Linked DNA regions of Homo sapiens: regions 1, 3, 4 and 5 are each linked to region 2. A link is a loop called in an ENCODE intact Hi-C map of the cell type or tissue named here. Cell type or tissue: CD4-positive, alpha-beta T cell. All regions are shown on one strand. Region 1 holds the start of CENPT (centromere protein T). Region 2 holds the start of ENKD1 (enkurin domain containing 1). Region 3 overlaps RIPOR1 (RHO family interacting cell polarization regulator 1). Region 4 overlaps ATP6V0D1-DT (ATP6V0D1 divergent transcript). Region 5 overlaps LOC100505942 (a long non-coding RNA gene).

Region 1 (5,000 bases), 180 kb before region 2:
ATCTGAGCAGCATTCTTGCCTATTCTTCCTGACCAGGGAGAATAACTAGGCAGAGCAATTCATATGCAAGAAAACTTCTAGGTCAAGAGTACTTGGAAGAAGTGACCAGAAATGAACAGAAAAACATTACCTGGGAAAATATTCAAGGAGGAAGAAAAAAATATGCAGGGTCAGTGGCTTTCTTCACCTTGGGTCTCAATCAGCCCTTCTAAGAGACCTGATATTCTGCTTGCTCCTGAGGCCAGAGCTGCAGAGATTGAGCTGCTGCTGCTTTTTTTTTTTTTCTTTTTCTTTTTTTTTGAGACAGAGTCTTGCTCTGTCGCCCAGGCTGGAGTGCAGTGGCATGATCTCTGCCCACTGCAACCTCTGCCTCCCGGATTCAAGCGATTCTCCTGCCTCAGCCTCCCAAGTAGCTGGGATTACAGGTGCACGCCACCACACCCAGCTTTTTTTATTTTGGAGACAGAGTCTTGCCCTGTCACCCAGGCTGGAGTACAGTGGCATGATCTCAGTTCACTGCGACCTCCACCTCCCGGGTTCAAGCAATTCTCCTGCCTCAGTCTCCTGAGTAGCTAGGATTACAGAAGTGCACCTCCACGTTCAGCTAATTTTTGTATTTTTAGTAGAGATGCGCTTTTGCCATGTTGGCCATGCTAGTCTGGAACCCCGGACCTCAGGTGATCCGCTGGCCTTGGCCTCCCAAAGTGCTGGGATTGCAGGCGTGAGCCACCGCGCCAGGCCTGAGCTACTTCTTTAGTCTCTGGAAAGACTGCGGCTCAGAGAAATCAACGCTTTACATGCCATCTCTCCCCTAGTCCCAAGGTCTTCTCTGGACTGGTTCCTTAATTTACCATCTCTCAATCAGAAGCGCCTTTACAAAGGATATCAGGATAGTATTTTTTGGTCAAAGATAACTCTTCCCCCAGAACTCAGTAGGGTCTCTGATGGCATCAGTAAGGGCAATTTCATAAAGCAACCAGGTTCCTGCCTGTTTACAGGCAGCTCCAGTTGTTGGGAAGTGAGCAAGCAAGTGAGGGGAAGCCAGACTTTCTGGAGCTTCCAGCCCTAGTTCTGCCACCCAGGCTTCGGGAGGGCCCCACAAAGTCTGAAATCTACGTGCCCCACCCCCCAAAGCCCCTTCCAGCCCAGGTTCTGGTTTAGCACTAGGCTCAAGAACCTCAGGCCTGAATTCTACTTCCCGTGCATTAAGTCCCACCTTAACATCCCATTCTTATGAAGTCATCCTGTCCTGCGGGGCAATTCTGTGTTGCTGCTGGGGCCTGGTCACTGATAGAGAAGGGCGTGGGCTGGGCCTACCCGGCAGGAGCCGCCTCACCCCATCAGGCCCAGATCCTCTAAGACAAGACAGGGATAAAGTCTCCCGTGGAATCCCCTCCCGCCTCATATTCCCTGACCCTGCCCTCCCTGCGAGAACTCCAGTCCGGGCTCCACAAAGGGCGCGGTAAGAAACGTACACTTCCGAGGGGCAGACAAGGAGGGGGCGTTCACCTACACCCCGGCCGGGCTATGGTCGGGAACAGGGTGAGGGGCCCAAGCCCCGGCTGCGGCAGGCGGGCGCCCTTACCCATGCTGACTCTGGAGCGGGCCGGGTGGCGCTGCCCATCCCCGGATCCTTCGTAGGTGGGTAGCAGGACGTGGGGCTGGGGTCTGCCCGCTAGCCAGCCTGCAGAGCTTGCGGGGCTCGCGCAGGCCGGGCCAGGCTAGACGGGGCGGGGCCCTAAGGCCCCATCCGGACGGTCCTGACTAGAGAAAAAGGCCTGGCCATGGCGCAGGCCGGTGCACCAGCCACCAGCACGGTACGGCCCAGATAGGCGCCCGGCTGGCTCTCTGTGCGTTACCCCCGGCCGCCGCCTCACAGGACCGGCGGGAGGCGGAGCCGCGCGCGACACATGGCCCGGGCCCCGCGCGGCTTCGGGCCGCCGGGGGGGGGGGAGGGGAGGGGCCGCCCGGGGACTCTCAGCGGAGCCTCCCGGCAGCCCAGAGAGCGGCTCCTGCGGCCCAGCCCCCGCCCCGGCGTGCTGGCCCCGACACTCACCCGAGGGGCTGGCACGATGGCGGCAGCGGCAGCGGCAACCCAGCGCGGTCTGCGGCCGACTGTCCCTTCCCCCCTGCCTTCCTTCGCCCGCCCCGCTGCACTCTGGGAGACGCAGTCCCACCGCCCCCCCTTTCCGGCATGAGCGCGCCGAGAGAAAACTACAATTCCCGGCGTGCTATGCGCGGAGGCCCAGACACGGCCCGCAGCGCGGGAGGTGAGGCTAAGCCAGGGAGGGAGGCTGCCGGGGCAAGCCCCTGAGAATTGTGGTCTAGCGGAAGCCTCTGGAACACTAGAGGTTGGCGCCAGGCTAGGGTCAGGGCTCAGTTGTCTCCTGGTCTCAGCTGGCTCGGCCCCGCCCAGTCTGTGCACTGGGGTGGGGGTTGGCCCCGCCTCCGTGGGAGCCCAGCCCGGCCCCAAGCTGGCCCAGCTGCCCCTCCCTGGGCCCCTGGGCCGTTTCCGCTCACGAAACCCCCTCCCCTTGGGGCTATGGCTGCCGCTGTTACTCTTCCGAGCTGTGTGGCCTTAACCAGCCCGGGCGGAACGCACAGCTCCTGCAATCCCAACATTCGTGCGCCTGCACCTCGGCGAGTCGGGCCCAAAGCTGGTTTCGAGCAGGCTAGGCTATTCTTGGGCCGGAGACTCAAATGTCCCTCAGGTGGGGCTTGGTTGGAGAGGTTACCCTCAAACTTCTACAGTCAGGGGTCCCCCCAAAACATTCTGTAAGGTTTTTTTGCAGCAGATAGAGCAGCTAAGTGTTTCATTTTTATTAATGAGGAAAGAGAAATGACTGACTTACCCAAAATTTCGCTGTGATTTAAGTGACCAGATTGTAAATAGTTCTCTTCCTACCCATTGCCCTTTCCTTTCAACGCCCATTTGTTTTCTTGGTAACACAAACATTTGTGGTAAGGCCAGTCTCTAGGTCAGACCTGTGCTTGGCAAAGAGATCTGCAGCCAACTTGGGGTACCACAGGTAAGGGAAATGGCTACAAGGCCTCTCCAGGCAACTCCTAGCCTTCCTTCCTGGCCGGAGGTCTCTCAGTACTCCTGTTCTTCCACAAGAGTTTTGCACCTTCCCCCACCCACAGGCTACCCCTCCAAGAGATGGCTGGTAAGACCGGACCACACTTCTGTTTTTTAAATCTCAGGTCTGTCAACACTACACTTTGCCTGACTAGATGCTTATTACTCAGCTAGTGAGAACTCTGCATTGCCCCGCTTATACATCTGCATCTGGGATCTCCCTTGCTCTGTGAACTGTCTTCTTCTCCCTAAGAAGCCAAAACACTGCCCATAACCTCCAGACACCAGGGAGGGTCCAGGGAGTACTGCTGAGAGCCTCAAGGGAGCCAATGCAGAAACAGCAGAAGTCCCTTCAATAAATAGGAGCTCAAGGATACACTGAAGAGCATGGCTGGATCCTGGAAAAGGCCTTGCTCCGACCGGGAAGATGTGAGACTGGCCCAATAGGAGCAACAAAGGGCACTGCAGTGCTTCCACCACCTGATTACCAGCCAGATCTAACCCTAGGAAGACAGAGGTCCAGTCCATCCCCCAACCAGCCACCTACACAACCTATGTCTCACTCCTTCCCCACCACTTTCCCAACTCAGTGCTAAGGGACTAGAAGGGAAACAGAGACTTGAGTTTTAGGACCATCCCAGCATGTTGCCACAGACAAGTCCCCAGGCAGATGGCTTTGTCCATAAGTAAGAAAGAGAAGGGAGTCATATTTTATGGGGTCTGAAAGTCTCCGTTTGTGCCCCACCACCCACAGTAAACCCAGAGCTTTAAAGGCATTTACTTTTAGACATTGGCTTTGAGCTAAATTACTTGGAGCTATAGACAAAAGCAATGTAATCCTTGCCCCTTCAATATTCAATCTAAGAAAAAATAGAGGCTGGGCGGGGTAGCTCACACCTGTAATCTCAGTACTTTGGGAGGCAGAGCAGGCGGATCACCTGAGATCAGGAGCTCGAGACCAGCCTGGCCAACATGGTGAAATCCTGTCTCTACTGAAAATACAAAAATCAGCCCGACGTGGTGGCGGGTGCCTATAATCCCAGCTACTCAGGAGGGTGAGGCAGAAGAATTGCTTGAACCTGGGAGGCAGAGGTTGCAGTGAGCTGAGATCACACCATTGCACTCCAGCCTGGGTGACAAGAGCAAAGCTCCATCTTAAAAAAAAATAAAAAAAAAAAAATAGAGGCAGGCAGCCAAGAAAATGAGTCAAGGAATCACACCTCCCAACTTCTTAATGCTCTCTGTGGATACAGCTCTGTCACACCGAAGGTGTACCAAGGCCAAGGTATCTATACAACAGTCCTTGTGCCTGAAGCAGCCCTGGCTAGCTCCAGCTGCGCTCTTACCGGTTCACAGAGTAACTGCATGCACATGCATACCAGAGGCTGTGCTAAGCCTAAGGGATGTCATGGTGAGCAAAATTCAATCCCAGCTGAGAATTGAAACCCTCAGAGGCGAACTATCACAATATAGCTTAGTTACCAGTTGGTCCTTCTTGTTGAAAGGATACAGGGAGATAATCCATGGACAAACTGGGCCCATTTGGTGCAGTTTCCAAACTCTTTAGGGTGAGCTGGGCCAGGAACTCTGTGAGGACCTTATAAGGCCAGGATCCATGTGCTTAGGGCCCATTTTTGGAAAAACTGGTCATTGAAGCATCTCTACTTTCAGGGTCAGCCTGGTCTTTCAGAAAGGCTGAGGCCTATTTCCCCATGTTTCAAGGACATTTAACTATGTTTTTGTAAAAATAAAATGGCGAGACCCAAATAAAAACCTTACTTTTTGTTTAATTTGTTTTGCCAAACAAACACAGTGAAAACTTTAGTCTGACTAATTGTACAGAAAATAGAATTTGTAACCAGTAGCAAACAAAACAGGATAAACCTAAGTCCCTGGCAAGCTGGATCTCCATCAGCAGGTC
Region 2 (5,000 bases):
CCCACCCTACTCCCTCCAGTGACCTTGCCAGGCCATATTCCAGGGAACCTACATATTAGACTGTGGCCTCGGGATGGCCTCAGCATTTCAGATTCTGGCCTGTCCCTCTCTGCAGCTTCCTCCACCCCTCACTTCAGTCTCATCACCTTGGTGCCTTTTAAGGGGCCCTCTGGCTAGGTCGATGTGATGCAATGAGATGTGCCCTTAGGGAGCTCACGGTCTAATCCCGATGACAGTTATAACCCACATGATAGCAATGCGCAGGGGCTGCAATGCAGGGCAACATGGGGTGCTGTCTGGCTCCCCAGGAAGCAGAATCCCAAGTTTTCAAAGGTGTGCGTGCACTAGCCAGGGGGAGAGGTGGGAATAAAGGCATTTTAGGCAGAGAAAGCCCCACATGCACAGAGTGAAGGGAGGAAAAGGTGTAACTGCTCAGGGAATTACCGGAAGCCACTGAATTCTAAGGTAGCTGGGGCAAGAGGAGGGGAATCCCAAGGGGGAGTGACACCATCAGGGGCTCAGGTGTGTGTGTCACAGGGCCACTGGATGGATCCGTGGGCCAAGGGATGACAGGCAGGGTGACCAGTGAGGCTGTCACCTGGAGATGACAGTGGTCCAGGCGACGGTGCTGACTGTGGGGTCCGAGAGGTTCTCAGCCTGAAAGGGTAGGATCACTGGCCTCAATGTCTGCTTAGCTTGTAGGAATCAGGGAGCAAAGAACAGGATGGGGTCTGGGGTGACACCCAAGATTCTAGCTTAAACAATTGTGCAGATGAGATACAGGAGGAAAAGCCAGTTGGAGGAAGGGGAAATTTCCATGAACTTAAAATTCCCTGTGTCTGTTTGTGGTGTCCAAGGAACACACAGGAGGCCCAGGATGTGCAGTTTCCAAAATGGCCAACACTGGCTGGCTCTTCCCAGAGATCCTTGCCGGTTGGACACAGCTGTCATCCAGTGGCTTGGCCTCAGGGTCCCAGATGCACTTACTGCCCCTGTCCACCCCTGCCTGCCAGGAAAACATCACTGATGCCCTGTCACCTGTGACCAGAGGCTACTCCACAGACAAGGTCCGGTCCAGCTATGGTCTGGCAATGAGTAGGAAACATCCCAAAGCTGTCACTGTTGTGACAGGCAAAAGAACTCTGTGCTACCTCCTAGGAGGATCCCAAGTTTTGATCCCCTCAAGGTGAGACCAAATGCAGGCCCTTCCCCAGGAGACAGAAGAGCAGGGCCAAACACCTGCTTCCCATGACCCAACAGACCCTTTCTTTTCTCTGCCCCAAGTTCCTCCTTCTCACTTCCCTCTTCATCACCCAGTTAGCTGCCTGACCCTCAGATTCACCTAAACACACAGCACCAGGTCCACCCTGATTCAGTGAGGCATGGGGTGGCACAAAGGAATCTGTCATTGTCAAAGTCTCAGGTGATGCAGATGACCATTCAGGCCTCAAACCCTGCACTGTTGAGTCCTCCATCCTCTTACCCATTTCAGGCAACCTATCTGGGGAATCACAAAGTCTTTGAAAAAGAAAAATATTTATTTTCAGCAAGACCAAAGTCCCAAGTGGGGGCAGGTGCCAAATTTGCCCCCGCCACCAGAGGGCCTAGGCCCACAGGAAGCCTGAAGCCAAATTCAGGCGTGGAAGGAGGGGAGCCACCAGTGGGGCGGGACAGTCACTTGTACTGAGGAGAGAGCGGGGGGACAAGTGGAGCAGTGCAGACACTCAGCATCTTGTCGATGTCCACCTGGGTTGACTTATCCACCTCGGCCTTGTGGTCACTCACCCCCAAGCTGGGCAAGCCCCCAGGCTCCTCTCCAGCCTCCTCTCCGAGGGGAGCCAGGGCATGGGTGGGGGTCACTAGTGGACTGGGACAGGGCAAAGCGAGGCCTGGGCCCAGCTCACCTGCCAAGGGCAGCAAGGCCTGCAGTTGCTCCACACCTCCCTCCTCGGGAACCGGGGCCAGCTCTGCCTCTGCCTCCACCTCAGCCTCCCCGTCCCCCTTCCCTGCCTGGTTCAGCTCAGGGTTGCAATAGTTGACGTACTGGTACAGCGGCCGCAGGCGCTGGGCCTTTCCTGCAAAGACCCAGGGCAGGGCAGAGGCTAGAGCGCCAGGTTGTGCCATGTCGGGCCCCACAGGCAGGGGGAGAAGGAACAGTCCAGGGACTGCCACTCACGCTCCAGCCTCAATGTCTCTAAGGGTGCAGACACCATGCTGGCCACAGCGTGGAGCACGGGAGCCCCCAGGCTCTTGCGCTTCTTGGCTTTTTTGTGCTGTTTGGCAGATGGTGAGGGCTCACTCTGGCTGTCCTCTGGCTCCTCCTCCTGCAGCGGCAGCTTGGGTGGCAGCTCAGCTTCAGCCTTAAGATGGGCACGAAGGCCCGGGAGGCTGAGAGACCTGAGCCAGGGACAAGAGACTTGAGCCAGGCTCCAGCCCTGGCTCCCATTCCCTGGCCCAGGGAATAGCCCAGCCTGCCCACAGCCCCAGGGCTCGACGCCTGTCCCGTTCCTGGTCAATGAGACCCCAGGCCCAAGAGGCTTAGAGGCCAGTGAGCCCAGGCCCCTACAAGCCCTGAAGCTCCCACTCTCCTGCTGCTCCCTACACGGGGGCTCTTGAGGAACGGGAGGAGAGTGATGGTAGTGGCTGGGGACGAGAATCCTCCCTGCAGGAGTGCAGGATTTAGGAATCCTACTGTGGTGTGTGCCCCAACCCCGGGGCTGCAGCTCCTTCCCCCCGAGAGCCCCCTCACTTGACAGGCTTTCTCTTTGGACCATGACGGGGCCTCACAATGGAGACCACGGGCCTGGGGCCTCTCTCCTCTAGCGCCCCGGCATGCGGCTTGGGCCGCTCCTCCCCCAGCTTGGGTCCTTCCTCCTGGAGCTCCGACTCCGAAGCTGCGCCTGCTGGGCGCTGGTCTTCACTCTGGGTTCCGCGGGCCTCATGGGCAGGCACCAGGAACTGGTCTCCCGCCACTGGACACTAGAGATGACACACAGGCCATCGGTCACCATGGCCGGGCAAAGGACATAGGGATCCGTCACTGAACACCTAACGTTAGACACCGAAACGGGAATAAGGACACCAGCCTGTGCCCCTCCCCGCCTGGAGGGCCCAGCCTGGCAGTTAGCGGGTCGGGGCGCTCAGTTCCACCTCTCAGAGCGCTGCGGCCCTGTGTTTGAAGGTTAAACAGCCTGACGGTCACCTCGGAGGTCTGAGCGCTGCCGGGCTCCTCCGTGAGCTGTCCCTGCCCCACGACCGTCGCCTCCTGGACCCCCGGCCGCCTCTCCGCCCCTGCCGAGGCCATGGCTGCGCAGGCTGAGTGCGTCCTCGACAGCTGCTTGGGGCGGGCCCCAAGGGGCTGGATGGTGGCCCCGCGCTGACCCCGGAGACCGGCCAGCAAGCGAGGGCAGAGCTGGGAAGAGAAACCGGCGACCGCGGAGCCCACCCTCGGCCGAAACTACAAGCCCCAGGACGCTTTGCGCCGGGGTCAGTGGGCCCTGACCCCGGGGACGGAAGCCACGGTTGCCCGGCAACAACAAGTCCCGTCGGGTGGCAGCGGCTGGCGGCAAAACCTCTCGAGTGAGCCCCTGCCCGAGTGCCGCGGGGGAGAGGCCGCGAGCGGGACCGAGAAGTGGGCTGGGAGCAGAGGTCGCGGAGGTGGCGAGCGAGGCCGGGGCCCAGGCGGGGACCGGCAGGGGCCCGGGAGTGGCGGGCACGCCAGGGTCAGGGTGCCGGGCGAGGGAGGGGGCCCGGGGTTGGGGAAGGGGGCCCGGGGAGGGAGGTAAACAGCCCTGCAGGCCTCGGGGCACCGTTGCTGGGCGGCGCCGGCGGCATGTGCGAGGGCCCGTCCCGCATCTCGGGGCCCATCCCCCCAGACCCGACGCTCTGTCCTGACAACTACAGGCGGCCGACCTCGGGTGAGTCCGGGGGCTTGGCGGTGGTGCGAGGCTCAGGGGTCGGCCCTGGCTCCACCTCTGAGCCCCGGACTCCGCCCGGCTCCGCCCCACAGCTCAAGGGCGCCTCGAGGGAAACGCGCTGAAGCTGGACTTGCTGACTTCCGACCGGGCCCTGGACACCACCGCTCCCCGTGGCCCCTGCATCGGTCCCGGTGCCGGAGAGATCCTGGAGCGCGGCCAGCGCGGCGTCGGGGACGTGCTGTTGCAACTCGAGGGGATCTCCCTAGGTCCTGGGGCCTCTCTCAAGAGTAAGTCCCAGGAATGGAAGAAGGGACAGAGAGGCAGTGCGGGGTGGAAAGAGATCAAAAGCAGCTGCTCTTTCCACCCTGACGTGGGCCCAGGCTTTGCATCTCTTGAGTCTCAGTTTCCCCAACTATAAAAGGGGGAGAAATATGCTACCTTCTCGAAGGAGGTGAACTGAATGAGGTAGTTCCCACGAAGCCCTAGCTCTGCTTTATGCATTTGTTACCCATTAAATTTGTTTGTTGAGTGCCTACTGTGTGCCAGGCCATATAGATGCTAGAACACAGGGCTGAAGATAAGCATGAGCCATCACTGAGTCAAGGTGGGATACAAAGATCAAGAGATGAATGTCATATATGAGATGATCTATGGTGTACTTCAATGGTGTACTTCACTATAATAATGGAGGAAATCACCTGGGCGCAGTGGCTCACTCCTGGAATCCCAGCACTTTGGGAGGCCCAGGCGGGCAGATCACTTGAGTCCAGGAGTTGAAGACCAGCCTGGCCAACATGGTGAAACCCCATCTCTACAAAAAATACAAAAATCAGGCTGGCATGGTGGAGTGTGTCTGTAATCCCAGCTACTCGGCAGGCTGAGGTAGCCGGGGAGGTTGAGGCTACAGTGAGCTATGATCATGCCACTGTACTCCAGCCTGGGTGACAGAGTGAGACCCTGTCTCAAATAATAATAATAATAATAATAATGGAGAAAATCATCCTGTGATACTTACTACATGAGGAAGGGAACACGGTGATGAGGGAGAGTGTGTGTAGGGTCTAAGGTAGTTGGAGAGGTCAG
Region 3 (5,000 bases), 120 kb after region 2:
ATGGAACCCTGTGGGGCGATTTTTATTTTTTAAGTAGAGACAACATGGGGTTTCACCATGTTAAGACATGCCTGAGGAGGAGGAGAAGGTTGTAAGGAAATTAAGAGGAGACAGTTAGAAACCTAGGTGTTGCGTATAGCAATTCAGCTGCTCTCAGTCAGCATTCACTGAGTGTCCATATGCCCTGGGTGTATCTGGAGACAAGTGAGACTTGACCCTTGACATTAAACTCAGAGTAGTGGCCATCACCCAATTGCCGTCAACCTTCTGAAACAAGAGACCCCTTTCTCGCAGGCCAATGTCAGTCCTATTTTCTAAATGATAGATTGTGCTTCATTAGCAGTTTATATGAGGCACTGGAGTCCTTCCCAAGCTTACCCTCCTGTATCACCCAGGCCCAGAAAAGCCAGGCCTTGCAGCCAAGCCAAGAGCCTTCTGTCCATGGGAGATGGATGGCCTGAAAGGGACACTCCAGGATTGTCTGGGGTGGGGAGGGGGGTATGGAGGGAAAGGAGGGTCATGTCATATGTCTGGGGTTCAGCAAATTGTACCCACATACCAGGCACAGAAACATACAAGGAAGGCACCCCCGCTCTGTGGGCGAGACAAAGCAGCAATCCTCTTCCCACATGCCAACCCATCTTTTTCTTTGCCTTCACAAACGTGCCTTTTTTCTTTCTTCTTTTTTTGGTCCTCTGCAGCTTGGAATACATGAGGAAGAAGAGTGGGAGACAGGAGGAAAGGTAAGGTTGGGAGAGGGCAAGAGGAAAGGAGGAGAGTAGAGGGAACACTCCATCGATTGCCAGCACAATAAACTGTATCATGGACTACTTCAGCCTGGCCCCTGCTTTGCAGTGTGCGTGGAGCAGTTTCCTCTGGGCAGAGTCTCAGAGATGATGGCCAAGGCGACTGTGGCCTCAATGGACTTAACTGATAGGGCACTTCTCAGTGTGTCACAGGCCTTGGAGGCCCACTTCCATCTGTCCCCTCAGAGGCTGGGCAGACGCTTTCCCTGCCCTGATACCTTTGACTCATGATGGTATCGTCAACTGCCCATCACCTGAGGCAAGGGGCTCCCAACTGTCCTCAGTCCCAAACAGCAGGAACACCTGCCTCCCTGACCCACATGACAGCAGGGTAGGGGGTGGGAGAATGCTATGGGCAGGTTTGCCCTGTGGGAGGCCCCTGTGAGGCAGAGGGGGTCAGGAGAGATACAGAGGTGGGAGGACAAGGGTTCTCTCTGCCCCTCCACCATCTCAGGAACCTGGGCATGGGCCTGGGTGTAGGAGGCCATCCAGCCTGCCTTCAAGCCACTGATGGAGAGAGGCTGACTGGCTGTCCTGGGGTTGATTCATGCTGCTCTGAGCCAGATAGGCATCATGTGCTTCACCTGGCTGTGCTCACAGTGCCCTCATTCCAGCTCCTGTCCCCTTCCGATCCTCACACCCACCCCTGGCTAGAGCTGAATACTAGGCTCTGGCCTCAGGACTCTGCAGAGCACAGAGTCTAGGGTCTGTCCCTTCCCAGCATTGGAGAGCAGGGATTCTTAGTGACAACGCCAGTGGACCCCTTGGCTGGGATGATGACATTTTTCCATCCTCCATTTCTTGCCCAAGCCCTGCTCTCTCCTGTGTACTGAGCTGTGAGCTCATGCAGGCTCAGTCACCCCCATCTGCACTTTCCCAGGACCTGGTCAACCAGTGTTCACTTCCTCTTCCCCCACCATGACAGGCTATGCTTTTGATGCAGGTGGATAGCCCTGCTCTACCAATGGGCCTCTTGTGGGGGCCTCAGGACTGAGGGCTGCTAGGGGCGGTTCTGGGATTGCCGGCCTCCTCCAGGGACCCCTGGGGCAGGCCCCAGCTGTGGCCAGCCTTGGGTGCTGGCCTGGTCTCCATCATTTGTTTGCCTCCTCTGCCCCATGCTGCTCCAGCTCACCACCCCAAATACTGAGCTGCACCATCCCGTGCCACCCTTCGTTACCCAGAGAGCAAAGAGCCGCGCCAGTGTGCAGAGGGCTGCCTGCCTGCCCCTGCCCACCCTCGCCCCAGCGTCTGGAATGAGCCACTTGCATCCACACAGGTGCTTCCTGTGCTTCTTCCTGTTGCCGTTTTTTCTGCTCAGCTTGGCTTCCCCAGCAGGTGGTTAAAGCCCCAGCCAAACCTCTTCATACCTAGCTCTAAAACACTGGGGGGCAGGGCTCCCTGGGGATCTGGGTCACCCTCCAGAGGACTGTTGGCACTTCACTGGCTCTTCCTGAGGGCAGGCTCCCCAACGTGACACGTCCTGCACAGGCCAAGCTGCTGCCACAGGTACTGGGACATCAGAGTGGCCTCAATGAGTCAGGGAAGTGCTGCGTATGCACCACCTCCTTGCCCCTGGATACTGGAAGTGCTGAGGGAGAGGGGAAGGGTGGAGAGCCTGTTTCTCTAGCCACGGGTGTGGGCCTCCCTCAGCCCCTCCTTAGAACAGGCCTGCCATCCTGAAGTCCCACCCCACACTCCAGTTCCTCACGCAGGACTCAGCCTTCTGGGGTTAACACATTCACTGGCCAGGCAGCTCTGGGGCAAGGCGAGGCGGGGCAAAGGCAAGCCCTCTCCTGGGATCTCTGCTTCCTGAAGCAGCACAGGTTGGCCGGCTGTTGGGGATCACAGAGTTCAGGCACGTTTGTTATTATAGAGGGGGAGACAGCTGGAGAGGGAAGGGACTTGCTGTCTTGGGTCACAGGTTAGCCATCCAGGTCTCCTGCCTCCCAGGTCCCAGCTCTTCCCCTCCGCAAGGAGCTCCTCTCCCCTGCCATCCAGCTTCAAGGAGCTCCTTCAGCCCCCTCTGCAGAAAGCTGCCCAGGCTGCAGAAGACCCAAACCTGGCATCTGCTGACGCGGATCTGCTGCCCCCTGGTGGGCAGAAGCTCCAGCCACCCCGTGCCTCCTTTCCCTTCCTGTTTTTCCTTTCCCTTCCCCTTTGCTCCCAGGCCACAGCCTGGGATTGGCACCCTTTGGTGTTTTCTGGGCCAACTCCAGTTTAGCTCCACCTTGGGCCGTAGTTCCCAGGCCCAGGGTAGGCCCCACCTGCAGGCTGAACCACCCTTTTCCCCTGCTCTCTTCTCCAAGCCCAGTTCCAGCCTCTGGGCTTTCTTCCACCTGAATTTCCAGGGCAAGTGCACATGGCACTGTCACAGCTGCAGTGTGAACACACCAGTGTCAGGCAGGGCCACAGCCAGAGGGTGTTGGAGCAGAGGGTCAGGAGTGTACCAGGCCATGTAGGAAAGACATTTTGCTTTTTTATTTTCTGTAAAACTCTGTAAATAAAATACAAAACCAAGGGATGTGGCTGGGCAGCGGCAGGGTGGCCAAGCCCCAGACACTGATTTGTGGCAAGGGATGTGCTGAGCCGAGGCTGGGAGGCACTTGACTGCAGGCACTGACTCTCCAACCCCAGGGGCAACAGAAGAATATATTAGATTTTCATTGCTAGGAATCTGTGGGGGAGGGGTATCTGGAGCCAGCCCTTACCCTCCCTGCCAGTGCCTGGTGAGCCCTGAAAGTGGGGGGAAAGGGGCACCAGGAACCCATGGGTGAATAGTTTAGAATGCTGTGCTGGCCATGCTGCCAGGCCCAAAGATGCGGGGCAGGGCGTCCAGGGACTCCTCCAGCCGTCGATGGGCAGACTGTCCCTCTTCTCCTGTAATGAGTGAGGATGAGGTCAAGGGTGGCCCTAGCCCCATCCCACTCTCCCACCCCTGGCGCCATCTCTCCTACTCCCATCAGCCAAGATGTCCCAGAACTCCACCCATCTCTTCCATCCCCCAGCCTCACCACACTGCTGTAGGCTTTGCCGGGCAGCTTCCCTCACAGCTTCTGTGTCAGTTTGGCAGAGGTACACCAGGGGCTCAATGCCCTCGGGAGCCTGTCAGGGGAGGGAGCATTGAGGTGGGCTCAGGGGAGCAGATGGGAGGGTTTCAGGGGTGGGGGTGCCGGAAGCGGACAGAGGGGTGGGAGGGTTGGCAGGGGTCACCTTGATGCAGCCTAGGGCCAGGCAGCCAGCCACTCGAGTCTGCACGTCCTCATCCTCCAGCTGGTCCAGGAAGCACAGGAGGGCCTGTGGAAGGGTGGGAGGACAGACTTAGCCAGACAGTGGGAGTCCAGGACCCCAGCCCTCGCCCTCAAGGGAGCCCTGTCCAACTCACCCTCTCCCGGAAGGTAGGGCCCAGTGACAGGCTCCGGAGCTGGGTGCTGACAGCAGCCATGACCTTGTTGTTGCCATGGACGAGCAGGGAGCTGAGGGCCCGCAGCCCGTCCCTTCGCAGACGCCCCTCGGGCGCCAATCTCAGGGCCTTCAGCACAACAGCCTGATCATCCGAGTTCAGATTCCGCACCAGTAGCACTGAAAAAAGGGGATATGGTGGGTGGGTGGGCAAGGTGGCAGGGTGAGGAGCCCCCGAGGTTGGGGAGGGCTTGTCCTCATGTCCTCAGACCCCAAGAGGCCACTATGTGATCAGGGCCACCGCCTCACCCTCCTCAGCGGTCTCAGTCACGTAGGCCTCCATGGTGGGGCTGTCCAAGGTTTCCACAAAACTCCAGAACTGGAAGACTGTGAGCTGCTCTCCAGGCCCTGGCTGGGGCCTTCTGGGCAGCTTCTGCCCCAGGGCATCCTCCAGGAACTTCACACACACTGCAGGAGGCAGTAGCATGGGCCTCAGAGTTTGGGTGAACACAGCTTTTAGAGGGGAGAGATGCTCCTATCCCAGGCTCAGGTCCAGGGGCCCCCTGTTCAAACCCCACCCATCTGGGTCCTTCTGCTCTAAGGCCCAAGTCTTTGCTGGTCTCCTCGGTGCCCAGTTCGTTTATCTGTGTGGGCTGACCTGGCTTCCCCGAGCTTCCTGTCACTGGGAATCTGAGCAAGGGTGGAAGGAGGAAGCAGCCCACTCACCAGCCTCAGCCAAGCCTGGCTGGCGCAGGGAGAGGCGGGCACCATACTGGTTGCAGAAGGTGAGAAGCA
Region 4 (5,000 bases), 170 kb after region 2:
GGCTCACATCTGTAATCCCTGCACTTGGGGAGGCCGAGGTGGGCGGATCACGAGGTCAGGGGTTCGAGACCAGCCTGGCTAATATAGTGAAAGCTTGTCTCTACTAAAAAACACAAAAATTAGCCGGGCATGGTGGCTCGTGCCTGTAGTCCCAGCTACTCGGGAGGCTGAGGCAGGAGAATCGCTGGAACCTGGGAAGCGGAGGTTGCAGTGAGCCGAGATGGAGCCACTGCACTCCAGCCTGGGCGACACAGTGAGACTCCATTTCAAAACAAACAAACAAACAAACAAATAAACAAACAAACTCTAGCAGCTGAGCCCTACCCCAGGAGTTTGTGATTCATTATGTTGGGGCAGAGCCAGACTTAACATCCTCCCAGGTTCCTACCTTAGGCTGATGCTGTTGGTGTGGGCGCCACATTTTGGGGGATAAGTATGCTTAGACACACGTGGAACAGACTCTTGGTGTCCACTGCTGGTATCTGCCTCTGATGTGTCTGGGGCTTTCTGAGCTCACTCTACAAGTTGGTCAGAAGTGCTAGGAGTTAACTCTCCCCCAACAACCCTCCAAGGGACTGAGACAGGGTTGCTGTATATCTACTCACCTTCCTCCTGCCTTGGGTGGAACTTCTCTGAGACATGCATTCTGCACTGCAGCCCAGAGTTCCCCACCCACACCCCGGGGGGACCAGGCATCCCTGGTGGAACCCTGCTTATGACCCACTTTATAGTGGCTGTCTTCCCTCCCTGTATTTTTGTACGCTTGTTCTTTGTATCCTCTTTTATTTCCTTATTTATTTTTGAGACAGGGTCTTGCTCTGTCGCCCAGACTGAGTGTAGTGGCATGCTCACGGCTTACTGCAGTCTTTTTTTTTTGAGATGGAGTCTTGCTCTGTCGCCCAGGCTGGAGTGCAGTGGTGCAATCTCAGCTCACTGTAAGCTCTGCCTCCCGGGTTCAAGCCATTCTCCTGCCTCAGCCTCCTGAGTAGCTGGGACTACAGGCGCCCGCCACCACACCCGGCTAATTTTTTTGTATTTTTAGCAGAGACAGGGTTTCACCATGTTAGCCAGGATGGTCTTGATCTCCTGACCTCATGATCCGCCTGCCTCGGCCTCCCAAAGTGCTGGGATTATAGGCTTGACCCACCGCCCCCGGCTGGCTTACTGCAGTCTTGACCTCCTAGGCTTAAGCAATCCTCCCACCTAAGCCTCCCTAATAGCTGGGACTGCAGGTATATGCCACAATGCCAGGCTATTTTTTTTTTGAGACAGAGTCTCGCTGTCACCCAGGCTGGAGTGGCAGTGGCACGATCTCAGCTCACTGCAACCTCTGCCTCCCAGGTTCAAGTGAGCCTCCTGCCTCAGCCTCCCAAGTAGCTAGGATTACAGGTGCACACCACAACACCTGGATAATTTTTGTATTTTTAGTAGAAATGGGGTTTCATTCACCGTGTTGGCCAGGCTGATCTCAAACTCCTGACCTCAAGTGATCCAGCCATGTCAGCCTCCCAGAGTGCTGGGATTACGGGCGTGAGCCACTGCGCCCAGCCTAAGTTTTGTATTTTTTATAGACAGGATTTCCCCATGTTGCCCAGGCTGGTTTTGAACTCCTGGGCTCAGGCAATCTGTCCACCCTGGCCTCCCAAAGTGTTGGGATTACAGGCGTGAGCCACCATGCCTGGCTTGTATCCTCTTAATAAACTTCCTGTGCTACAATGTTTGTCTCAAGGTTTTCTGAAGTGGGAACTCAAACTAAGACAATGTCTCTGCCTCTTGTTTGTCTACGACTATGGTCAGGTTCATGCCATTGCACTTGATCTTAGCCAAAAGGCCAAGAAACGACAGGTTCATGCCATTGTTCTGGGCCTCCATTCATTCTTCTGTGAAGTGGAGAGAAGTCCACCAACGTTCTCATTGACTTGCAGTAACAGCACAATGGGTATGAGCATTGCAGAGCAGGGACTCACTGGGGCTCTGCAAGTATGGAGGAGGAAACTCATTTCTTTTTCTTTTTTGACGTAGTTTCTTTCTTGTCACCCAGGCTGGAGTGCAATGGTGTGATCTCAGCTCACTGCAAGATCTGCCTCCTGGGTTCAAGCGAGTTTCCTGCCTTAGCCTCTCAAGTAGCTGGGATTCCAAGCACATGCCACCACGCCCGGCTAATTTTTGTATTTTTAGTAGAGACGGGGCTTTACCATGTTGGCCAGGCTGGTCTCAAACTCCTGACCTCGAGTGATCTGCCAGCTTTGGCCTCCCAAAGTGCTGGGATTACAGATGTGAGCCACCGCACCCGGCCTAATAACATTTTTTATTGGGAAAATTTACATGATATAAAATTCACTATTTTAACCATTTTAAAGGGTACAGTCCAATGGTTTTTGTATATTCACGATGTTATTCAACCATCACCACTACCTATTTGGAGAACATTTGACGTTTTTTAGTTGTTGCAACTAAAGAGGTGTGGTGCTACTGACACCTAGTGGGCAGAGAACAGAACTGCTGTTAAACTTCCCACCAGAAAGAATTATGTGGGCCTGGGGTTGCTGGTAATCCCAACACTTTGGGAGGCAGAGGTGGGAGAATCACTTGAGTCCAGGAGTTTGAGACCGGCCTGGGCAACAAAGTGAGACGCCATCTTTACAAAAAATACAAAAAATTAGCCGGGCGTGGCAACGTGGGCCCGTGGTCCCAGCTACTCGGGAAGCTGAGCTGGGAGGATCACTTGAGCCTGGGAAGGGGAGGTTGCAGTGAGCCATGATTGCACCACTGCACTCCAGCCTGGACAACAGAGCAAGATCCTGCCTCAAAAAAAAAAGAAAAGGAAAATTATCTGCACCAAAATGTTAACAGTAGAGGTTGAGAAACCTTGCTCTACACAATGAAAACACCATCACCACACCAACAGTAATTCAGCAGTATCACCCTGACTTGTTCCAAGAATGCCATTTTACCATGTTTTTTTCTTTTTTTTGAGACGGAATTTTGCTCTTGTTTCCCAGGCTGGAGTGCAATGGTGCGATCTCGGCTCACTGCAACCTCTGCCTCCCGGATTCAAGCAATTTTCCTGCCTCAGCCTCCCGAGTAGCTGGGTTTACAGGCATATGCCACCATACCCAGCTAATTTTGTATTTTTGGTAGAGATGGGGTTTGTTGGTAAGGCTGGTCTCAAACTCCCGACCTCAGGTGACCCGCCCACCTCAGCCTCCCAAAGTGCTGGGATTACAGGCGTGAGCCACCACGCCCAGCCCATTTTAGCATTCTTATTTTAGTCCAGGAGTGAAGCAAGGTTCATGAATTGGATTTGGTTATGTCTCTCTAGTGTCTTTTAATATAGAAGAGTATCCTCTGCCCCACACTCAGCCTGTTTGTTTTTCATGTCATTGATTTTCTTTTTAGGAGTTTAGGCCAGGCCACTTTTCTAGTATATTCTGGATTTACCTGATTGCTTCTTCAAGATTGGATTCATGGTAAATACTTTTGTCAAGAATACTACTTTGGTGATTTTTGCATCACATCAGGAGGCCCATCATATAAGATTGCTGTGCTATTTATGATGTTGAAACTGGAAGATAACATAGTTCAGAAGACAGAATCCGGTGCAGCCTCCCCCTCCCCTTCTCCTCCAAGTATGGTGTCCAGGCAGCTACTGTAGTTTGTCTACCCTTTCTGAAAAGTAGCGAGCTGGGAGAGGTAGTGCATGCCTGTAGTCTCAGCTACTCAGGAGGCTGAGGTAGGGAGATTACTTGAACCAGGGAGTTCAAGGCTGCTGTGTTATGCACATCAGCCTGGGCTACACAGTGAGACTATCTCAAAAAAAAAAAAAAAGTGAAAAACAGTGAAAAAGTCAGGGTAGCCTGAGGCAGATAACACTCAGCCAGCAGGAAGTCTTCAGACCCTCCTCTCTTCTCTCTCTTTTTTTTTTTTTTTGAGATGGTGTCTTGCTCTGTCGCCCAGGCTGGAATGCAGTGGTGTAATATTGGCTCACTGCAACCTCTGCCTCCTGGACTCAAGCAATTCTCCTGCCTCAGCCTCCTGAAAAGCTGGGACCATAGGCATGTGCCACCACACTGGCTAATTATTTTGTACTTTTAGTAGAGACAGGGTTTCACCATGTTGGCCAGGCTGGTCTCAAACTCCTGACCTCAAGCCATCTGCCTATCTTGGCTTCCTGAAGTGCTGGGATTACAGGCGTGAGCCACTGCACCCAGCCTTCTCTTCTCTTTATTACAGCTGTAAGAGGCCTCACCTTTGGGCCGGGCGCGGTTAGGAAGTCCTGATCATGAGGTCAGGGGCTCGAGGCCAGCCTGACCAACATGGTGAAACCCCATCTCTACTAAAAATACAAAAAAAATTAGCCGGGCGTGGTGATGCACATCTGTAATCCCAGCTACTCAGGAGGCTGAGGCAGGAGGATTGCTTGAATTCAGGAGGGGGAGGTTGCAGCGAGCTGAGATTGCGCCACTGCACTCCAGCCTGGGCAACAGAGGGAGACTCCGTCTCAAAAAAAAAAAAAAAAAAAGGTCTCACCTTCAAAGACGGTTTCCTTTGCCAACACCAAGGAGTAGGCTCCAGCCTGGGTTGCTGAGAGGACATGGGAGGACTCCTGGGACTTCTTCAGCTGTTACTTGGTTCCCAGGGAGAAAAAAAGCGAGGACAGAAGTGAGCAGAATCCCTTGAGACTAGAACCAGGAAGCTAAGGGTGTGGGACAGTGAGGGTTGGGGGCTGTGCTGATGGAAACTTCAGGGCCTGATAGGATTCCTGTCATGAACAACTCTGCAAAAGCCACACTGAAGTTACCCCCTATCTTCCTTCTCTTTAGGAAGTAACTTCCTCTTCTCTCCACCTTTAGGAACCCCACCTACAGACCGTCTCCTCCAGGAAACCTAGCAGTGCTGCAGGAGGAAGGAACTCTTTACTTCTGGTCTCAAGGCACTTCAGGCTTGAACCACCATGAAGGCAGAAATTCCATCCAGTTACCCTGGAAGTGGGAAACCGA
Region 5 (5,000 bases), 150 kb after region 2:
CCAGCCTCCACACCCCTCCAGCCCCAGCCTGGACTCTACTTTCCTTTGTGTGTGTCAAAAGACAAGAGCCAGGGATGCTGCTCCACATTCAAGTCCTGGCTTTACCACTGTCATCAGGCTTCTCCTAGAGCCATTTCTCCTTTCTGATGCTTTAAGTGCACCCATCCGTTTAATCGTTAAAATTGCTATTTGAAGAAGTGCCGCATCTCATTAATAATCAACACAATGCAAACACAAACAACAGGAGACACTATTTTTTTTTGTTTGCCTCTGAGATGGGCAGTGATGAACATGATGTGTGAGGGGACACTCAAGAGAGTAGGAATTGGTTTAAATGTTTAAGGGTAGGCTGGGTGTGGTAGTGGCTCACACCCGTAATTTCAGCACTTCGGGAGGCAAGGTGGGAGGATGGCTTCAGCCCAGGAGTTAGAGACCAGACTGGGCAATATAGTAAAACCCAGTCTCTACTAAAAACACAAAAATGAGCACGCCATGGTGGCGCATGCCTGTAATCCCAGCTCAAGAGACTGAGGTGGGAGAATCGCTTGAGCCCAGTAGGTTGAGGCTGCAGTGAGCCGTGATTGTGCCACTGCACTCCAGCCTGGGCAACAGAGCGAGACCCTGTCTCAAAAAAAAAAAAAAGTTTAAGGGTAGTTTTTTCAGAATTTATCAGGATGGCAAGTGCAAACCTCCCTTTCACCAAATTTCAGCAAATTTACCCCAAAGAAATAGCTGTTCATGCAGGAAAACATCTGTGCCAAAAGATGTTGACTACTGTTTTTTTTTTTTTTTTTTTTTTTTTTTTATGGAGTCTTGCTCTGTCACTAGGCTGGAGTGCAGTGGCGCGATCTCGGCTCACTGCAACCTCTGCCTCCCGGGTTCAAGCGATTCTCATGCCTCAGCCTCCCGAGTAGCTGGGGTTACAGGCACGCGCCACCATGCCCGGCTAATTTTTGTATTTTTAGTAGAGACAGGGTTTCACCATGTTGGCCAGGCTGGTCTCGAACTCCTGACCTCAGGTGATCCACCTGCCTCGGCCTCCCAAAGTACTGGCTTGTTTAATCAGGGACAGAGGGATGACATAGTCCCGCAGTGGGAGATGGAGGGTAAAGGAGGTGCACATAGGCCTGAGATGTTCCATAGCCACTGCAAATGGATGGCAGGCATGGATTGAGCATGTGCTATGCGCCTGGCATCATTCTGGATGCTGGGGACACAGTGACAGACCAGTTCAGCAAGGCCCCTGCTCTCAAGTTTACACTCTGCCAAAGGAGACTGACAATAAATGAGTTAACATATAAACAAGATGATTTCAGAGAGAGGGAGAGAGGAGAGCTGTGAAGAAGCCAAACCAGGTAATGTGGTTTGGAGTGGTGGGGCTGAGGGGCTGCTTTCGTCAGGTTGGTCAGGGAAGGCCTCTTTGAGGCAGTGACATTGGAGCTGAGACTTGAGTGACAGGAAAGAAACAGTCACTGAACAACCCAGAGGAAGAGTGTCCCAGGCAGAGGGAACAGCAAAGGCGGGGGGTTGGGGGGCTGGGAGGTGAGAATGAGCTAGTGGTAGTTGAGCCATGTGGGCTAGAGGAGAGGTCAGGAGGTGAGGTCTGAGAGGTGAGTGGGGTGAGGGCGGGGTAGGGAGTGAGGGTTTTATATCTGAACATGGAAAGGCACTCAATATAATAAGCATGGTGGAGGCCGGATGCAGTGGCTCATGCCTGTAATCCCAACACTTTGGGTGGCTGAGGCGGGCAGATCATGAGGTCAAGAGATCGAGACCATCCTGGCCAATATGGTGAAACCCCGTCTCTACTAAAAATACAAAAATTGGCCAGGCGCGGTGGCTCACGCCTGTGATCTCAGCACTTTGGGAGGCTGAGGCAGGTGGATCACCTGAGGTCAGGAGTTCGAGACCAGCCTGGCCAATATGGGGATACCCCGTCTCTACTAAAAATACAAAATAAGCCAGGCATGGTGATGTGTGCCTGTAATCCCAGCTACTCGGGAGGCTGAGGCAGGAGAATTGCTGGAACCTGGGAGGCGGAGGTTTCAGTGAGCCGAGATCGCGCCACTGCACTCCAGCCTGGGGAACAGAGCAAGACTCTGTCTCAAAAAAAAAAAAAAAAAAAAAAAAAAAAATCTGGGCGTGGTGGCACACGCCTGTAGTCTCAGCTACTCGGGAGGCTGAGGCAGAAGAATCGCTTGAATCCGGGAGGCAGAGGTTGCAGTGAGCTGAGATCGCACCACTGCACTCCAGCCTGGCGACAGAGCGAGACTCTGTCTCAAACAACAACAACAACAACAAAAAACATGGTGGAGTGGAGAAAGTTCCAGAACAGCCTGCATAGCAGGAATCTCCTCAGGTGAGACCTGCATCCATCGGTCCTGAGAGCCACAATGCCCGTCATCTCTGGGCGTTGTACTTTCATTTGGTTTATTTTCTTCTTTGTATTTATTCATACAAATAATGGTTTGCAATCAACATGGCATCGTTTTCAAAAGCAACATGGCCATTACTTATTGGGCCATCTCCAGGCTGGCCTCTGCACTGAGGAGGTGTAAATTTCTAGGCTTGGCAATCGCTTCCCTGGGGACACCGCCTGAGGCTGGCCAGTGTCGCTGTCATTGTCCCCGCTAGTCCAGCCTCGGCCTCCAGGGGGAGCTGTGAGCTGGGCGGTGCTCTGCTGGTTTGGGCAAGGGGTGGGGCGATTGACTGTGTGTCTCGCGGTCTGGGCTGGGCGTCCTTCCTTCCTTCCTGACTCCTTTCTCCTAAGGGACAAGTGGGAGGGACGTCTTCGCCTCTCCCAGCTCATGGGATGAACTGCTCCCCTGGGACCCTTTCAGCCCAGGCCCCCTGACAAAGGAAGGCTGCAGTGTGTGGTGCATAGTTTATTTCTGTGAGTTGCTAACGCTAGGTGAACTGCTCTGACAGAGATTTGGAGGGTGTGGTGGTAGGAGAGACCCGGCCACCAGGCATCTGGAAATTCCCCCGTCCCATCGGATGACGACCTGGGGCTGAGAATCCCCAGGCGGAACCCGACTCTGCTCCTAAGAAGTAAAGTTGGTCTTTGGCGCCACCGTCTGGGAAGTGTCTACACTGCAGTTACGGACTTGGCAAAATACCGCCAGCTCAAGGGGGTGCCCCTGGCGGCCAGTCCTGGATTCAAGAACAGTCACTGTAGAGTGCAGTGCACAACCTGTTCGGTTCTGTGTGACAGCTCTGCTGACACTCAGACCTGATCACGGATCCTGGGAACCCCACCACTACCATTAAAACCCCCTCCATATGCCAAAGCCTCTTCAAGAGGGAGAAATGCTCCCTGTCCCTCCACTTCTCAGTCCTCTCCTCCTTTGACCTTTCCAGGTGTGTTGGGCACAGCTGGTCCTCCCCATCTTCTGAAGCGTCCTTTGGCTTCTGTGATCCAAGAGAAGGATTTCTAGCTGCTTCTCTGGCTATCTCCCTTCATGCCCCTCAGTGAGCTCCTCCAGGAGCTCAACCCCCTTACCTCATTTTTTTTTTTCTTTTTTTTTGAGATGGAGTCTCACTCTGTCGCCTAGGCTGTAGTGCAGTGGCACTATCTCGGCTCACTGCCACCTCTGCTTCCTAGGTTTAAGCGATTCTCCTGCCTCAGCCTCCTGAGTAGCTGGGATTACAGGTGCACACCCCATGCCCAGCTAATTTTTGTATTTTTAGTAGAGACGGGGTTTCACCATGTTGGTCAGTCTGCTCTCAAACTCTTGACCTAATGATCTGCCTGCCTCGGCCTCCCAAAGTGCTAGGATTACAGGCGTGACCCACAGCACCTAGCCACACCTCATTCTTGATACTTCTCTCCAGGGTACAACTTCAGGGCCTCTTTTCTTTTTTCTCTTCTCTTCTCTTCTCTTCTCTTATCTTCTCTTCTCTCTTTTCCATCCCTTCCTTCCTTCCTTTTCTTTTCTTTTTTTTTTTTGAGATGGGGTCTCACTGTCACCAGGTTGGAGTGCAGTGGCGCGATCTCAGCTCACTGCAACTTCTGCCTCCCAGGCTCAAGTGATCCTCCCACCTCAGCGTCCTGAGTAGCTGGGACCACAGGCACACACAACCATGCCCGGCTAAATTTTTTTGTATTTTTGGTACAGACAGGGTTTCACCATGTTGTCCAGGCTGGTCTTGAACTCCTGAGCTCAAGTGATCTGCTAACCTCAGCCTCCCAAAGTGCTGGGATCACAGGCATGAGCCACTGCACTCGGCCCTCAGAGTCTTTTTTTTTTTTTTTTTTTTTTTTGAGACGGAGTTTTGCTCTTGTGACCCAGGCTGGAGTTCAATGGCGCCATCTCGGCTCACTGCAACCTCTGCCTCCCAGGTTCAAGCAATTCTTCTGCCTCAGCCTCCCGAGTAGCTGGGATTACAGGTGCCCGCCACCACACCCGGCTAATTTTTGTATTTTTAGTAGAGACAGGGTTTCACCATGTTGGCCAGGCTGGTCTCAAGCTCCTGACCTCAGGTGATCCATCTGCCTCGGCCTCCCACAGTGCTGGGATTACAGGCGTGAGCCACCGCACTGGCCAGAGCCTCCTTTTTGTTCCCACAGTGATGACTTGAGTCTCATCCCCCACATCTCTTGCTCCACTTCCCCCACTTAGGATGACCTTCGGACACCTCCAAATCCATTGTGTAAAGTCAGCCCCATCTCCTCCCTTCAGAACTGCCCTCCCTCCTGGGTCCCCATGTAATCTTTCCCCAGACCTCTTCCCTGACACCCTCCAGCCACCAAGTGAGTCCCCTCTTCCCTATGCCCACTTTCCTGCCCTTGGCTAGACTATCACTTGCCAAGGATACACATCACTCGGTGTCCTTGTTCATTGTCCACGCAGCAGCTGGATGACCTCTGCCCGTGGGACCTGTCTCTCCTCACTTCCCCACTGGCCCCTCACCCCTGGCCAGTTCCTCCTTAGGAGGGCGTAGTTCCAGCTGGACTGAACTTCTTTGTGTCCCTGGATACACCCTGCCTTCCCTACCTC

Evidence for each region. Hi-C counts contacts between places; a loop is a spot of excess contacts. Peaks named below come from ENCODE experiments on the same cell type or tissue, not always from the same donor. Only the 100,000 strongest peaks of a DNase experiment are listed, where the experiment ranks them.
Region 1: a loop joins it to region 2, with 2.9 times the contacts of the local background. A loop is called at or near these places in 16 of 110 quality-filtered maps.
Region 3: it touches region 2 in a loop (5-fold over the local background); 33 of 110 quality-filtered maps call a loop at or near these places.
Region 4: it touches region 2 in a loop (14-fold over the local background); 19 of 110 quality-filtered maps call a loop at or near these places.
Region 5: it touches region 2 in a loop (8-fold over the local background); 79 of 110 quality-filtered maps call a loop at or near these places.

The regions. Positions count from the first base shown.
Region 1 is chr16:67,844,042-67,849,041 of GRCh38, reverse strand. CENPT (centromere protein T) reads left to right here and starts at 1,349. Exons shown (of 16, transcript NM_025082.4): 1 at 1,349-1,641. It overlaps THAP11 (THAP domain containing 11), which reads right to left. Exons shown (of 1, transcript NM_020457.3): 1 at 4,847-5,000. It overlaps NUTF2 (nuclear transport factor 2), which reads right to left and starts at 2,109. Exons shown (of 5, transcript NM_005796.3): 1 at 2,057-2,109. RefSeq lists an enhancer at 1,224-1,333 and silencers at 1,804-2,153, 2,354-2,623. In CD4-positive, alpha-beta T cell, no CTCF peak of the experiment used is centred here; a DNase peak (open chromatin) is centred at 2,201; H3K4me3 peaks cover 2,732 bases; H3K27ac peaks cover 3,095 bases.
Region 2 is chr16:67,665,275-67,670,274 of GRCh38, reverse strand. It overlaps ENKD1 (enkurin domain containing 1), which reads left to right and starts at 3,525. Exons shown (of 7, transcript NM_032140.3): 1 at 3,525-3,917; 2 at 4,010-4,204. The coding sequence starts at 3,833. C16orf86 (chromosome 16 open reading frame 86) reads right to left here and starts at 3,461. Exons shown (of 4, transcript NM_001012984.3): 1 at 3,203-3,461; 2 at 2,750-2,979; 3 at 2,177-2,397; 4 at 1,520-2,075. The coding sequence starts at 3,304. The coding sequence ends at 1,675. RefSeq lists silencers at 3,094-3,143, 3,224-3,273, 3,294-3,343, 3,684-3,953. In CD4-positive, alpha-beta T cell, CTCF peaks have their summits at 1,997 and 2,197; DNase peaks (open chromatin) are centred at 1,654, 2,234, 2,964 and 3,514; H3K4me3 peaks cover 1,965 bases; H3K27ac peaks cover 1,248 bases.
Region 3 is chr16:67,545,049-67,550,048 of GRCh38, reverse strand. It overlaps RIPOR1 (RHO family interacting cell polarization regulator 1), which reads right to left. Exons shown (of 22, transcript NM_024519.4): 17 at 4,932-5,000; 18 at 4,515-4,673; 19 at 4,189-4,385; 20 at 4,017-4,100; 21 at 3,818-3,908; 22 at 3,263-3,683. The coding sequence ends at 3,586. LOC124903703 (a long non-coding RNA gene) reads left to right here. Exons shown (of 2, transcript XR_007065094.1): 2 at 702-830. Among named protein-coding and RNA genes, the nearest start is that of CTCF-DT, 15 kb to the left of the region's middle. RefSeq lists a silencer at 2,749-3,043 and an enhancer at 2,993-3,052. In CD4-positive, alpha-beta T cell, CTCF peaks have their summits at 2,717 and 2,928 (motif pointing left); DNase peaks (open chromatin) are centred at 1,714, 2,098 and 2,868; H3K4me3 peaks cover 1,198 bases; H3K27ac peaks cover 3,192 bases.
Region 4 is chr16:67,491,652-67,496,651 of GRCh38, reverse strand. It overlaps ATP6V0D1-DT (ATP6V0D1 divergent transcript), which reads right to left. Exons shown (of 4, transcript NR_184227.1): 3 at 4,531-4,627. Among named protein-coding and RNA genes, the nearest start is that of AGRP, 11 kb to the right of the region's middle. In CD4-positive, alpha-beta T cell, CTCF peaks have their summits at 2,276 and 2,475 (motif pointing left); a DNase peak (open chromatin) is centred at 2,481.
Region 5 is chr16:67,519,327-67,524,326 of GRCh38, reverse strand. All of the region lies in intron 1 of LOC100505942 (a long non-coding RNA gene), which reads left to right. It also overlaps a transcript of RIPOR1 not described here. Among named protein-coding and RNA genes, the nearest start is that of RIPOR1, 7.0 kb to the left of the region's middle. RefSeq lists an enhancer at 2,737-2,996. In CD4-positive, alpha-beta T cell, CTCF peaks have their summits at 2,656 (motif pointing right), 2,862 and 3,061 (motif pointing left); DNase peaks (open chromatin) are centred at 2,676 and 3,056; H3K4me3 peaks cover 746 bases; H3K27ac peaks cover 792 bases.